2 separate regions of the Homo sapiens genome follow, and region 1 is linked to region 2. A link is a loop called in an ENCODE intact Hi-C map of the cell type or tissue named here. Cell type or tissue: heart right ventricle. All regions are shown on one strand. Each heading gives the region's core, and the rest is flanking DNA. Links, peaks and the distances in the headings are about the cores only.

Evidence for each region. Peaks named below come from ENCODE experiments on the same cell type or tissue, not always from the same donor. Only the 100,000 strongest peaks of a DNase experiment are listed, where the experiment ranks them.
Region 1: it touches region 2 in a loop (7-fold over the local background); 2 of 110 quality-filtered maps call a loop at or near these places.

What each region holds. Positions count from the first base shown.
Region 1 is chr4:54,403,733-54,411,212 of GRCh38, forward strand. No RefSeq gene overlaps it. Among named protein-coding and RNA genes, the nearest start is that of LINC02283, 75 kb to the left of the region's middle. In heart right ventricle, for the core only: no CTCF peak of the experiment used is centred there; no DNase peak of the experiment used is centred there; H3K27ac peaks cover 1,599 bases.
Region 2 is chr4:54,331,382-54,339,984 of GRCh38, forward strand. It overlaps LINC02283 (long intergenic non-protein coding RNA 2283), which reads left to right and starts at 1,511. Exons shown (of 2, transcript NR_147160.1): 1 at 1,511-1,553. In heart right ventricle, for the core only: no CTCF peak of the experiment used is centred there; no DNase peak of the experiment used is centred there; H3K27ac peaks cover 1,359 bases.

The DNA of each region.
Region 1 (7,480 bases), core at 236-5,235, 71 kb after region 2:
AAAAGTGCTTGTAGGTTATTGATAGTAGAGAGAACTTGTTTTGAATACATGTAAAGGAAACCCAATACAAAGTAGGTTAAGGAAAAGAGGGAATTAATGGGCTCACAAAACCAAAATGTCCAGGTTCATACTGGCCCCTGTCGTAACTGGATCCAGGAACTCAAATGATGTCATCAGGTATCAGTCTCTTTCTGTCCTCAGGTTCTTTTGTGTGGATAGCATAATAGCCCCTTGGCAGCCTCACACACCAATACAATTTCATTAGCAGAAATAGAGAATTTCCCCAGGGCTCAGACAAAAATGCATCCATAAAGGGACTTTGATTGGTTCAGTGTGATCACGTGACTAACCTTGAACCAATCACGTACTGGGGGACCTGGGTGATATCCCTGGGGTGTGGTGTCAACTCCACTCCTGAAATATGTAATTGGTTCCCCACAGGAAAAAAAAAGACATATTCTGGCTCCACCACATACTAATTGTATCATCTTGGACAGGTCACAATTTCTCTGAGCCTCAGTTTTCTCATCAATAAAATGGGAATAATAAGAGTGTGGCGTCACAGGGTTGTTAAAACAAGGTTAATGTAAGAATTTATATTTGTAAAGCACAGAAACAAAATCTGTTATGTAATTAGTGGTATTTAAGTGTTTACTGCTGTAATTATATTCTGTTGGTCAGAAGAAAGGAGAAGAAATGACAGGCAAGGGAAACACATATTTCTACTTCACCCTCGATCAGGCAGTTGAAAATGTGAGTCTAGAATTTTAAAAGAGGTCTTGGCTAGAGTCTGCGGAATGAATAAGAGAGTAAGTATATGACCCCTCAAGGGAGAAAGTGTGGAGATGGAAGATGAATAGGGTGGAACATAACTAACTCCATAAGTGGATGAAATTTACAATACTGATGTTTTTCACATCATACCCCAGTCAATGGAAATTCAACTTGCCAGTTTAAAACATGCTCTTTTTACTGTGTCACATTCCCACCAGGAGTCTAAGTCCTTTCTTGAGATTCTTCTGAACTCTATAAACTTTAAGGATTTTTTTAAAAAAATAACATTATTTGACCACATTGAAATTAAATATTTCAGTTCAAATAGAACAAACTATAGATAAAGTTAACAGATGGGTGACAGACTGGAAATAAATGTAATAAGTGATTAATTGATTGGGATTAGTATCTAGAATATGAGTAACTCCAAAAATAAAAAAAGTAAAAGATGTGAATAGGAGTAGAGAATTATTGATTCCTTATCACAGAGATACCCACAAAGAGGCCCATAATGCAATCTGTACATGGATATTTCTAAAAGTGATGTAATAGCACGAATTTGTGCACAACCTAGATATTCATCAGTAAGGTTATAGATACTGTATTACTGCACAGTAAGGAAAATCTTTGAACTAGATGTACAAACATCAATATGAACAGATCCTAAAACCACAGTGTTAGGTTGAAAAAAAAAGATATTGAAGTCAATGTCTTGGTAAATTAGAAATACAATATACATAAAATAACACAATGGATTTAACAAGGATACGAGCATGTTTAAAAATATAAGTATATTAGAGTAGATGACTTTTGGGGGAGAAAGGAGAGAACTGAAAAGAGAAATAAATGAAAAAAGTCTTCCTTTCCATTATTTCCTCAGAGTGTACATGTGAGAATTTGTCAGATCTCGACGTATGTAAAGGCTGAAAATTTGGGTGAAGTAATGTACTTTCTATTTTTTTAGTAGTGAATAGTTTCACGTGTGTGAAACCTGGAAACTCTTTCACATTTTGTATGCAATTAATTAGCACATCCCTTTTTTCTTCCTTCAAATTATATACAAAATCTACCTACGCCTTTCCACCTCCATTGCTATCACCTTGGTTCAATTGGTGGTCTTCTGTTGCCTTGCCTAATGTAATTATCTCCTAAGAAGTTTTCCTACCAAGACACACCACCAGCTCTCCTATTCCTAAACAAATCACCAAACCAAAGCCAAAGTAATCTTTTAAATACCTAGTTCGGATTATAACACTGTTTCATCTAAAAAGCCACCAGTGGTTTTCCATCTAAACCATCTCCATCTCCAAGATGCTACATGATCTGTCACTGCCCCATCTCTCCAAAACACCTCTTAAGACCTCAAATCCTACCTCAGGGCCTTTGCCCTTGCCATTTCCTCTGTCTGGAACCTTAATCCCTTCTTAGGTGTCTTCTCATCAGAGAAGACTTCCCTGACCACTCTCTAAAATAGTGAAGGCGTTCAGGAAATGCCACCCCCAAATATGCCACTTTGGACTTCAAACTCAGGGCACTTGGGGAACAGCAAATGCCTTGAGGGGCTTTTCTCTGAACTTTGTCTGCCTCAAGACAGATCCTTCAAAAAGATCTCAATTGTCATGAGTCCCCTCCCAAGGAATCTCATCAACTAGGGAAGATTCAACTCGCCTCCCAGGAGAGGAGACTGAGGATTGACCCCACACCCAGATAGACTTCGTCACAGGATACCACCTGTTCTTCGGAGGGCCTATTCATCTTTTCCAGAAATTATTTCTGCTCCCCTAAGTTGCCTACATCCCCAACCTCTCTCCCCTGTGAAGAGCGTACGTAAGCATCTACATCTCAGTGGGTTGGTGGATATTCATTTTTTTTCCCTGTGATCTCCCCATGCACATGATACATCTTTATTCTTTTTTCCTGCTAATCTGCCTACTGCCAATTTATTTCAGACTCAATTACCAAACCGTTAAAGGGTAGAGGGAAAGTTTTCCCTTCCTTAAGACAGAAAAATCCCCTTTTCTCCACCCAGATCTATTCTTTCTCCTGTTTTATTTTTCTTCTTGACATTTATTTGTTACCAGTTACCTCTATCCCATTAGAAAGTAAGTACCTTGAGGATAGGGGTGATGTTTTGGTGTCTATTCAATTTTTCAGTGCACTCAATAATACTAGTTGAGAGGATAAAACAATGAATGAATGAATGAAACAAGGGGAAAGAGAGAGACATAAGACAGGCAGACAGAGAAAGAAAGAAGAGAGGAACACTCTGGTGGTCCCATTATGCTTGAAGGTTTTTCTTTGAAGTAGAAATGATTCTTGTAACAAATCTTTCATCCTTCTTCCCTTGCAGACTTGCTCCCTGGCTTTCTTTCAGGTTTGATGATTGACCAAGTAGCAGCTGTAATATGGGATGGAGGCATATTCTGACTCTGCTAAGAGAGGGCCACCTCCCTGTGATATGGGTGACATTTTGATTTATTCCTCCGTAAGTCATTTTTTTCTGTACATGTTCACTCCTACCTGCTCATATCTACTTTAGAAAAAAGAAAAATGGGATTTAAAAAATGACACTTTATGAGATTGGCATTTTCCTCTGTGATATTCTTCCCCCAAACACATAACTTGAGTGTAATTGTGAGAAAAATATTAGACAAATTCCAGCTGAGGGATGTTCTACAAAATACCAGTAGTCTTTAAAACTATCAAGGTCATGAAAAACAGGGAAAGTCTAAGAAACTGTCACAATCTAGAGCAGCCTAAAGAGACGTGAGCTTTAAATGTAACATGAGATGCTGGATGGGATCCTTGAACAGAAAAAGGATATTAAGGGAAGAATGAGAAAATTTGAAAAAGTGAGGACTTTTGTTAATGACATATTGATTTTGGTTCACTAATGATAAGCGATGTACCACACTAACATACAGTGCTAATAATAGGGAAGCTGTAGGGTGGGGGGCAGTATGTGGGAACTCTCTCTACAGCATCTTCACAATTTTACTGTACATCTAATGATGTTCTAAAATAAAAAAATTATTTTAAAATGTTGTTGTTGAAATGTGAGTCCTCAAATTTATTAGTGCCCTACATGGGGGGTTGGGGGAAAGATTGCTTCTGGAGGTATGTCATGTTTAGTAGAACATTTCATCCCAATTCAGTACCCCCCCTTCCCTTTCCCGTTACTGATGAGTGAGGCAGGTAGATAAAGCTTGTCGTTTCTCATGAAGGAAATCCCTGAGTTGTTTAATTAGCTCTGTATCAGATATAGCCTGAGGATTTACATGTTTTGCCATGTTTAGGTTTCAGCTTGGAGCTCAATCCTGTTATTTTAAGATTTTTGGCCATTAACTGCAAAGGGGAAGCACGAAAAACACCTCTGTTTTTATAACAGTACGTGTCTTTACAAAAATAATTTACATGAACATGAGCCAAGGGACAAGTCTTCGAAGTCAGCAGTCCTGTGCAGAGAAACGTCTGTGTGGCATTTCCTTATTTTAAAAAATCTTTTTACATAGCCTGTTTAAAGAAGGATAGTTTCCCTCTCATTTCCTCCTCTAAAAAATAATAAACTTGAACACTGGGTCAGGTCTATTTTTAAGGAGCCACTGATAGAAATGAATTGCTTTTGGGTTTCAACTCTGAGATCTACCTTCCCCAAATTCTTCTCCAGCCCACATGCTTTTTTTTTTTTCTTTTTTTTCTCCCTTGGTGGGTGAATTCTATTAGGGTTTTCAAGTATTCTTTATTTAAGACGGCAGATACCTTTAGGTAGCTTCAAGAGTTATTAATAAAATAATTAAAATAAGAGCTATAAGCCAGACAATTTACATGTGAAAAAATGGAGGCCAGGATGCCTAATTTTTAAGGAGGTCATGAGGGTACAGGGAAAATTGCATAAATTCAAGAAAAGGGAATGCTAATTAAGGCCAATGGAAAATGGCTGCTTATTATGAAAAACAAATGGGAAGATGTATTGCTTGAGAGTAAGAGTTTCAAGAAGTAAGAAAATTGACTTATTGGGAGGAGCTGCAGATTTACATTGCAAAAGGAGAATATACAGGAATAGCAAAAATTAGGCCTGTTTTGTAATAAGTCTACCACAAGATACAGTAAATAAGGTGTGTATATATTCTCTAAGTATATGTTCTACATACACATCGCATGTTAGATCATATTGGGTATATCGGGTGCTAGATCTCTCTCTCATGAAAGCATTGAACAAATGTTATAAATGAAACACCTCTGCACTCATCACACAATTTAAGTGAGAGAATACTTCAATATATTTGAATCCTCTGTATTCCTCCTTAATCACATCCCTCATCCTTTCACTGGTGGTAGTCACTTTTCTAAATTTTATAGTTATTCGTTCCTGTTTTCTGTACAGTTATTACCACACAAAAATATATCTCTGAACAATATATTTTCAGTTTTGCTTGTTTTTGAATTTATATAAATGGAATTAGACTGAATAACTATTTCTGTGATATTGCGGGATCTGGCCAGCAGCCCACAATGCAACGGGTCTCTCTCTTTGTTCCCAGGTGGATCAGCAGGTTGAGAAATAATAGACACACACAAGATAGTGAAAGCTGGTTCCAGGGGGGTCACTGCCTTCTGGTCCTGCAGTGCCAGCAATACACTGGATATACCAGTATTTATTATTAAGTTTAGTGAGGGCGGGGTAGGTTAGTGAGGGATTTAGGGTCATTTGATTATGAGGTGAGATGGTCACATGGGGATGAAGTAATTCTTTAACATAACATTTGTATGTAGAAGTACAGTACATTTGTATGTAAAAGTACAGTATACAGAGATAAGAATTTACAATATAGTGTGTGCATCAGTAATTTCTAACAGAGCCTTAAAACAGAAACACAATCTTTCCATAACCTATGATTAGCAAGATGTTAATCAGCAGTAACAATTGCAACAAAAGCTGGTTACAAACAATCCATGGAAACAGGATGTGAAGCTAGGCAACCGGTTAGACCAGAAATTCTCAGAAGGGAGTATGCTTTAACCCTAAAGAGGCCTAGAAGAGCTGTGGCAAGATGAGGGCGTTTATAACCCTATCTTATCCATAGGGACAGGCGCCCCGCCCCCCATGCATCCATTTATAGGCTCTCCACAAGGGTCGCATTCCATTCCCAGAGCTATGAACATCTGCTTTTTTGGGACAGGAATCTTGGTGATGTGAAACCTCCCTGATCGCACATCCATTCATAGGCTCTCTGCAGGGGGAAGCACATCACATGCTGTTGGCTCATCCTGGCAGTCCAGCCTGGCGTTGTCTACACAATCCTCATGCAATTTTGTATTTACGATAATCAGGAGCATTTCATCTTTTATTCCATAGCAATAGTTTCAAGGGGTCTTCCTACACTGTGACTTTTTGAAACTCAGAGGTATAAACATTTATATGTTATGATAAGATGTTTTAAAATGTTCATGTTTATGGCTTTTAAAAATGATCTTATTATCAGTTCCACATTTAGTTACTTAGTAATTAGAAAAGATGGCCTATATGGTACTCATTTTTTGAAATTGTTGGTATGTTCTTAGTGGTCTTTTATGGAAGTAATATTCATATATATTCCCTGAGAGATTGAAAAGAATTTGAATTATTGAAATGTTGAATGCAGTGCTGTATATAGGTCCATTAGATCATGCTTGTTAATTATGTTACTCAAATGTTATATAGACTTTCTGAACTTTCTTGTCTGTCTGATCTATCAACCATTGAAATAGGTATGTAAAACTTTTCCAATATGGTTCTTTTATCATTTTCTTCTTGCAGTTCTATCAATTTCTGTTTTTCACATTTTGAAGCTCTATTATTAGGTGCATATAAGTTTAGAACCATTGTCTTTTCTTAATTAAATTATATTTTATTATCATGTAATGGCTCATTTTTTTCTCCAGTAATAAATTTTGCTTTAAAGGCTACTTTATGGACATTAATGTAACTAAACCAGATTTTTTTTTTTTTTTTTTTTTGAGACAGAGTCTTGTTCTGTTGGTCAGGCTGGAGTGCAGTGGTGTGATCTCGGCTCACTGCAACCTCTGCCTCCCAGGTTCAAGCAATTCTCCTGCCTCAGCCTCCTGAGTAGCTGGGATTACAGGGATGCACCACCACGCCTGGCTAATTTTTGTATTTTTAGTAGAGATGGTGTTTCACTATGATGGTCAGGCTGGTCTCTAACTCCTGACCTTATGATCCACCTGCCTCAGCCACCCAAAGTGCTGGGATTACAGGTGTGAGACACCATGCCCAGCCACTAAACCAGATTTTTTTTTTTTTTTGAGACATAGTCTTGCTCTGTCGCCCAGGCTGGAGTGCAGTTGTGTGATCTCAGCTCACTGCAAGCTCCGCCTCCTGGGTTCCCACCATTCTCCCACCTCAGCCTTCCGAGTAGCTGGGACTACAGGCACCTGCTGCCACATCTGGCTAATTTTTTGTATTTTTTTTAATAGAGACGGGGTTTCACCGTGTTAGCCAGGATGATCTCGATCTCCTGACCTCATGATCTGCCCACTTCGGCCTCCCAAAGTGCTGGGATTACAGGCGTGAGCCACCGTGCCTGGCCTAATCCAGATTTTTAAAAGTTAATATTTAACTAGACTATTTTTTTATCTTTTTACCTTTAGCATTTCTCCTTTGTTATGTTCTGGATATGTCTCTATGAACACCCTAAGATACAGCTTA
Region 2 (8,603 bases), core at 1,727-6,726:
CACTGTGTTCTGCCTTTGAACTACACTCAGTAATGGACTGTGGAGATGCTCAGAGAAATTGAAGTGAAGCTGGATCCCCTAGAGCACAGAACATGATGGTTCCAGAAAATTATCTGGTCATAAATGAGAGACACCAGTAAATTAGAATTTGGGTACTCTAGAGGGAAGAGTTTTGGCTTAAAAAAAGAATGAGTTGGGTTTCCGATGAAAAGGAACCTGCTTCCTGGGAGACCAATGTTGCTAAATGAGAGAATTCTACCCTTGGACGGTTTTTAAAGTTGCAAATTGGAATAACCTGGGAAGCCATAAAAATGCTGGTGCCTGAGTCTCAGTCCTAGACTTTCTGATTTCATCCATTTGAGACGAGGTTTGGCCACTGAGATTAAAACAACCACATACAGAAAACCTCCAGATGATTCTAATGTGCAGCCAAGGTTGGGAACCATTGCACTAGAGGATGGAAGAATGGAGTGGCCTAAGGAAATTAGAGGAGGAAGCTTGGGGAGGAAGTGGAGGGACCTGAACAGCCTAAGTAATCCTAGAAGGCTGAACCTCAGAGCCTTTGTGACTTCATCCGCCTCACTCCCATAGACACTGGAGAAGGGATTCACAAAGAAAAGGAAACAGGAAAAGCCTGGGATTTCTACTGCATGTCAGGAAAGTGACCATGAAACTGAGTCGTGGAGCCTTCTGTTTAGGAGCTGACCTCCGTCTTGGTTGCAACTGCAGGTGTTACTCAATAATTCCCTTGCAAGCCCAGTGCTGGAAGCAGCAAAAGTCCTCCATAATTGGTGTCTCTTATTGGGTCCGTTGCCTTCTCTCCCTTCTCTGCACCAAGCCCCCCACCCCCACCCTAGCCTCTGTGTACAGGGAGCCCTCCAGCCCAACCATGGATTTCTCTTCAATTCTACCATTTTCCAGGCATGAGAAGGAAGGGGAGGGAATGACTTCCTTTGGCCTAGAAATATCTGGGAGAATATGCTATACGGTCCTTGAGCAGACACAAAAGAGAATATTCTGGAGCTGCATTTTCCAAAGTATGTTTCTTAGATGCTGGATCCTCAAGGTGTTCCTCCCTGTGTCCGCGCAAGCTTGGGAAATGCAGCAGGCTTCCGCGCCCTCGTTGAGATTCACACTGCCTGTGAGTAGAGTAAATGCTTTGAGATCTGGAGAAAGAAACCTGTTTGTTTTTCTTTAACCCTCACATCCCCAACTCATCTGGCCATGGAATTGTTTTTTTCTGCTTAACACATTAACATCTTGCCTCTTTCTCATGACACTTTTGGGAAACTGCCTCAGAAGCTACAATCAGTGGCTTCATTCACAAAGGACAAAGAAGGCAGCTGCATCCTGCACACATGAAACGGGGCAAGAACTCCAGTTAGGCCCTGGCCTCTCTTGGTAATTGTGCCCTTTTTCCACCCCCTCTGCAGCACCCCCTTCCCGTTGCCATGGCAACGCCCCAGAGAGTAAGGACCAGGTCTTCTATTTCTTTCTTACATCCCTTCTCCTCACCCTGCTCTGTGTCTAGAAGAGAGCTGAACACGCAGTAGGTAATGTTTGCAAAATTTGATTGATTGAGGGTTTGGGGGGTTTCATTTGGGCCATCTGCAGGTGGGCTGGGTAGCAGAAGAAGGCCTCCCATGGTTTGCTTCTATGTATCTGGGTAGAGGAGTTGGAAAAGACGGTGGGAGAGTGCAGGTCTGGGAGCTCACACAGCTTTGGCACTGCCTGTTTTTTTTTTCGTTTTGTTTTTGTTTAATGCTACAATAATAAATATTTCACAAATTAGGAATGGTGAAGGGCATGACAAAAAAAGAAAACGTTTTGATTTCTTGGTATGTCAGGGTTCAGGGGTAAATTTTTCTTTCCATAAAATGTCTGGTCATGTTGCTTGTTATAATTTTTTTTTTTTTTTTGGTAACAAATAATTTCCTTTTAAGTTGGAGGAAAAAAGAGAATGTCTTACTTTTGCCTATGTCTCTAAATGGTGACCATATTTTCAAAGCTCCAAACCAGGACACAGAGCCTGATACACAGCCTTACAGGACATTTGAAATGGGGGGCTGCCAGGACAGAGTATTTGGAGTGGAGGTATCTGGCCTCCTAGCTGCTGTGCCCAATGCCTTAGGAGTAACATCATTTCTAAATTACAGATGCAGTGAGGCCAATTTGGATATCCAGTGGGGAAACCTGGGGACCATATATGTTCTAAATTGATATCTGCCTATCTATCTAACTATCTATCTATCTATCTATCTATCTATCTACCATCTATCTATATTTTTCTATTTATTGCCAGAAAGTCAAGAGCAGCCTTCCCAGAGGACAAGACAACAACAAAACCTACAGAAATTCTCTCTAGGGTCTCAGTACATGCAAGATCTGGCTCTTTGCTGCCTGTGTGGCTGCCCAATCCCAGCCTCAGCAATGTCTGAATGAAGGGTTTGTGGGCATCTGCATGATGCAAGCCATGAGCTGGGGAGCCGCACAGTATGGGTTCTGTCTTCTGGCTGGCTGAAAAGGCTTCTCAGGCTCTGAAAGTACCAATTCTTCAGGCATGAGTGCTGGTGGAGGATTATCTTTTAAATCAGCTGGTTCTTATTTTCTTAAGTGTGAAAGAAGGAGGGTGGTCAGGAGTGTGTTTGCGTATGTGTGTGTGTGACAGGCCAACATTAGTATAGTATCTGCCATGTGCTGAGAACTTTATGCAAATCTTGTATATAATTGCCATCTATCTATAGATATGTATAGATATATATATAGATGTATATAGATATTTGTGGATGTAGGTATATCTAGAGATAGATAGCAATTTATATATGTTTTATATATATTAGATATATAGCTATATATATTTCAGATATATATCTGAATGTATATCAATATATCTATACACATCAAGTTATTTTATTTTTACAATACTCTTTTAATGCTGATAAACAGAAAAGAAAATGGGCTGGGCACAGTGGCTCATGTCTGTAATCCCAACACTTTAGGAGGTCGAGGAAGGAGGATTACCTAAAGCCAGGAGTTTGAGACCAGCCTGGGCAAAATGGTGAGACTCCCATCTCTACAACAATTTTTTTTTTTTTTAAAGAGAGAGAAAAAAGGAAATAGAGGCTGAAAGTGGGAAAAAAGAAGGCTTACTTTGGTCACACAGTGGGAGAGCAGCTGAGACTTGTTTGGGAACTGGCTCAGGTCTGTCTGAACCAAAGAGTTCTCTCCATGTCACCATCTTCCCTGCCATTTCAACCTTTAGAATACTAAGGACTAAGGCAGGAATGAGACTGAAAATATGGGCCAAGGATAGTGCAGCAATCCCAATGCCTTCCTGAAATTTCCAATTGAAAATCCTACTCTCCAGGCACTGTGGCTCATGCCTGTTGTCTTGACAGTGTGGGAGACAGAGGCAGAAGGATCAGTTGGGGTCAGGAGTTCACTACCAGCCTGGGCAACATAGCAACACCCTGTCTCTACAAAAAATAAGAAAGAAAAAACAAATCCTACCTTCCTTCCACACCACACTTCCTGTCCTTCCTTCCTTCCTTTTTTCCTTCCTTCCTTCCTTCCTCCCTCCCTCCCTCCTTCCCTCCCTTCCTTCCTTCCTTCTTTCCTTCCTTCCTTCCTTCCTTCCTTCCTTCCTTCATTTTTCCTGGGTCTTCTTCATGGCATAATCCTGGACCTGGACTCTCCTCTCTTTCTCCACAGTCACTTCCTAGATTATTTTACCCATTTCCAAGGCTCTACATACCATCTCTACAGTCTGATAACTTGGAAATTTTTATTTCTTGCAAAGATTTCTGTCTTCCATACTTCAAATCTATGTGTAAAATCATATATTCAACATTTGCCTTTGGATGACTCATAGTCGTTTACCCAAATATGGCCCAGATGGAATTTATGACCCATTCCTCGGCCTGCTTCTTTGAGTTTTCTATCAGCAAATGAAGTCCATGCCCCAAGTTTCTCACACCGGAAACCTTAGGGTGTTTCTTGATGGCGGCCTCCTTCTCATCCCCACATTCAATGAGTCCCCAGATACTGTCTGCTTTACCTCATAAATCTGTCCAGAACCTGTATTCTTTTTATTTTAATGAGATGATTTATTTATTGGGCAACTAATGTGAGCTAGGTACAGCTTTGGTAAAGGTATTTGAACTGCCTAAAAGCCCAGGCAGGTAGGGATGGTTTTCTCTATTTTCAGGTGAGAAAACAGAGGCTAAGAGAGGTCTGTTACTCTCCCAGCATCACATAGCTATTCATTCAAGCCTCTTGTTCTTTTCAACACATTTCGATATCTACCCTTGAAGGCCCTCCATAAAGAACTCAGGTCCCAAGTTCTCAAGAAGGTCCTAGTAGTTCAGAAAGACATTTCTGGAAGCTTCTGGATTAGAAGTAGATGCCAGAGCTGTGCAGGAACTCTAAAAGGGGGTGAGGGACAGGAGGTGGGTGAACAATGGAGCCTGGAGAATCATCTAGGCAATTCTGACAGTAGTTATTCTTGAAAGAAGAAAAGAATCGGGCTCTGAGGATATTGCAAATATGGAGAATTACTAACATTGGCCTGGGCAGCGATGGTTGTCACCTTGTAGAGCAAGACCTGGTTACTGACATGCTGGACAAGTTTCCTAGGGGGAAGAGTGGGGAAGGAAGTACTTACACCTTCCTTGGAATGCTTTCTGGTGTGCGAAGCCAGCTAATAGTCGATAAAAATTAGGGAGGCTGTGAGACTTGTTTCCATTTTAATTGGTCTTGACCCTTGGCAGTGATAGTCACCCAATCTGTCTCTTAAAATATTTTTTTCTTACGCTTTGCCAGTTTATAGCCTTTATAGATCAATCTTTATATTTCATGTAGGGGAGAGAGACAGAGAGAAAAAAGCAAGGTTATTGATGACCTAAACTGGATTAGCAGAACCTGTATTCTTTTTTTTTTTTTTTTTTTTTTTTTTTTCTGAGACAGAGTCTCGCTCTGTCACCTAGGCTGGAGTGCAGTGGCACGATCTCAGCTCACTGCAAGCTCCGCTTCCCATGTTCATGCCATTCTCCTGCTTCAGCCTCCTGAGTAGCTGGGACTATAGGTGCCCGCCAACTCGCCCAGCTAATTTTTTGTATTTTTAGCAGAGATGGGGTCTCACCGTGTTAGCCAGGAAGGTCTTGATCTCCCGACCTCGTGATCCACCCACCTTGGCCTCCCAAAGTGGTGGAATTACAGGCGTTAGCCACTGTGCCCGGCCAGAACCTGTATTCTTATGCCCACATTCATCAGCTTAGTCTAGGCCACTATTATTTCTCACTTTAGTTAGGAGGTATAATAACTTCCTAACTAGACTCTTAACATTCATTTTTGCCCTCTTTCCAGTATATTCAGCATACAGTAGTCAAAGTAATCCTTTAAAATGTACATTTGATTATGTCAGGCCACTGTCTACAATCTTCTAGTAGCCTCTCATTAGATTTAGAATCAAGTTTAAAATTATTTCCATATTCTGCAGGGGGATGATATTCAAAATATTTACTCCCCTATACAGCAGAAGCACAAACCAATTAGAACTGATGTTAATTTCGGTGCTGGAGCAAGATTTGGAGATGGGTGCCTGTGGTGCTGGTGTCACCTCTTTAATCCCAGGGAGTCCAAGGGGCTTCTGAGAAGGGCCACAGCAGCAGGGAGTCGGGAAGTGTCATCCTATTTGTTGTCAGCATTCAGTTTAGAAAACAAAAATCACCCTAGGTATTTCAAACACAAGGGTAATCAGGAAATCTGTTACACAGATGCCTGGATATGAATAACTTCAGGAAGCAGCTACCATTCCTAGGACTGAAGCAATTAAAAGGGAAGAGGTGGGGCCAGAAAGTAGCAACTCAGAGGAGAGACTCCTGCCTACTGGTCCTGGCACCTCAGGTGGGACACGGTGGGGCTGGTGATGGGTGTGACAAAAGCGGCACAAGTCTGGAGGAGCTGCCGTGTGCTGTGGGAGTGACAGGAACTGATATTTTTGCACTCTGTACATCCAGCCCATTGTATATTAGCTGACTGGTAGCCCTGCCTCCAAGGATGCCTTGGCCTGCCTCCTCCAGCCCCTTCTGTCTCCTTTTACTGCACAACCTCCCTTGCTCATTGTGCTCCAGTCACACTGGCTTCTTTTCATGTCCTTGGACAGGTGAAGCTCTTCCTGCCTCCAGTCTGTCACTCTCATTGTGTACTCTGTCTTCTGTTTACCTATTGCTATATAAATGACCACCCCAAACTTAGTGTTGGAAAACAACTGTAATCATTTATTTTGTTCACGCAGCTGCAATTCGCAGGGATTGGAGGGAAGGCTCGTCTGCTCCATGCAGCATCACCTAGGGTGGACTGACTAAGGGTCACAGCATCCCCTCAAGGCAGTTCCCTCATGTGGCTAAAAATCTGCTGCTGTCAACTCAGCCACGGCTTAGGCCTGGGGTCTCAGTTCATTCCACAGGGGCCTGTCCATGTGGCTGGGTTCCGAGGGTGAGCTTCTAGGAGAGGAGGCTGATTGGAAGCTGCATCACCTTTTATGACCTACCTCCAAAGTTAAACGACATCATTTCAAATATGCTTTCTTGGTTAAAGCAGTCACAAAGATCTGTCCAGGGACAGAAGGAAGGGACATGGACTCTGGCACTTGATGGAGGAGGGGCAGGTTCCAGAAGGGCATGTGGGGCAGACTATGGTTGTGACTAGTTTTGGAAAATACAATCTGCCACTCTTTTTTTAACTAGTCATTTCTGAGAGTCTAGTTTAAACTTCACCCATTTCTCTAGGTTAGGTACCCCAGACACAAATACAATCAAGGCATTCCTCTCCTCCTTTGTGGCTCTTATCATAATTTCACAATATACAGTAATTTATGTAACATTTTTGTTTATTGTCTTTTGTTTCTTGTCTGTCTTTACTTTAGACTGGAAGCTTCTGAATCTAAAACCATGTCTTCCTTATTTGGCCCTAATCTGCAGTACTTGTTTCATCACCTGGCATGCAGCAAGTGCTAAATAAAATCTCACTGAATGAATACTGTAATAAATGTTGAGCAAAATCTGCCCCCTCCCCTCCAAACAAATCATGAATTCAAGTCGTATTTGGTCATAACTTCATCACGAACTCATGCATTAAATGACCGCAAATAGAAAGGAATGGTAACACAAATTTCAGTTATGACTTTGTAAATAGCTAAAAATTTCTTGACTTAATTTCACTGTTGTTGATAGATGTTCAGTACAGAAAACCATATATTCATGTGGGCATTCCTCCCAAAAAAAGCTCTTTTCAAACCAGAGAGAAGTTTCATTTGAGAGGCTGTTGGCCCAAACAGCCTGATTATCACTCACAGGGCTGATATAGTAATCTTCAGCCAGGGGGAGTCTGGCAATATCACAGAAAGGACAATTTCTCTCCTTGACTTGTAAACTGTTCACCTTCAGGCTGAGTGTGGTGGCTCAGGTCTATAATTTCTGCACTTTGGAAGGCTGAGGTAGGAGAATCGTTAGAGTCTAGGAGTTCAAAACCAGCCTAGTGAGACAACATAATGCAACATAGTGAGACCCCATCTCTAAAAATTTTTTTAAAAAATTAGCCAAGCATGGTGGTGCATGCCTGTAGTCTCCACTAATTGGGAGGTTGAGGTGGGAGGATTGCTTGAGCCTGAGGATTGCTCGAGGCTGCAGTGAGCCATAATTGCGCCACTAAGCTTCAGCCCAGGCAACAGAGGGAGACATTGTCTCAAATAAAATAGAATAAAATAAAATAATTAAATTGTTCACTTTTGGTCAGAGACTTTGAACATCAAATCAAATAAAAATATTAGTAATTTATTCAAACTCAGAATCCTAAGATGTTAGAGAAGCCACTGCTGTCGTTTATGAGGTGGGGGCAGGGATGAGACGGAGGAACTGGTGGAATGGAGAAGGGGGTTCGGGTGGGGTTCTGGGTGGAATATTAATACTGGTTAAGGACAAGCTTCCTCCCAGGTGCTTTACATGTGTGATTTCATCTCAACCTTACCATAGTCCTGTGAGGTAGGTAGGGCCATCCCCATGTGAAAGATGAGAAGATCAAGGGTGCAAGTGGTTCAATACTGCGCCCACAGTGACACAGTTCACAAATGGATGTGTTAGGATTCCTTCTTCAGTTCTCAGTGGTTCCCCAGCCCACATAATTCCTACTGCACCAAAAATGCAGGTTCAATTTAAGAGATGTCAACAAGCTGTTTTTGGGGGCTCTCAGGTACACCAAGAACTGAGCAAACAGTGGCCTAATAGGGACCACATATACTTCCTCCATTTGCTGATATGGGTTTGATATGGGCCCAGTTCTTCCAAATCCTAAAATTATAAGAAAATAGGGATATCAGTGGCAGAATAAATTGGTATATTTCAGAATGTCAATTTTCCAAAATGTAGTAAGAGACTCAAAAATCTTTTTATCCTAGAATTCCACAATTCTTCAAGGAAAATATATAATCAAGATCATGCACGAAGCCAGGTGCAGTGGCTCATTCATGTAATCCCAGCACTTTGGGAGGCCTAGGTGAGGGGAATGCTTGAGGCCAGGTGTTTGAGACCAGCCTGGGAAACGTAGTA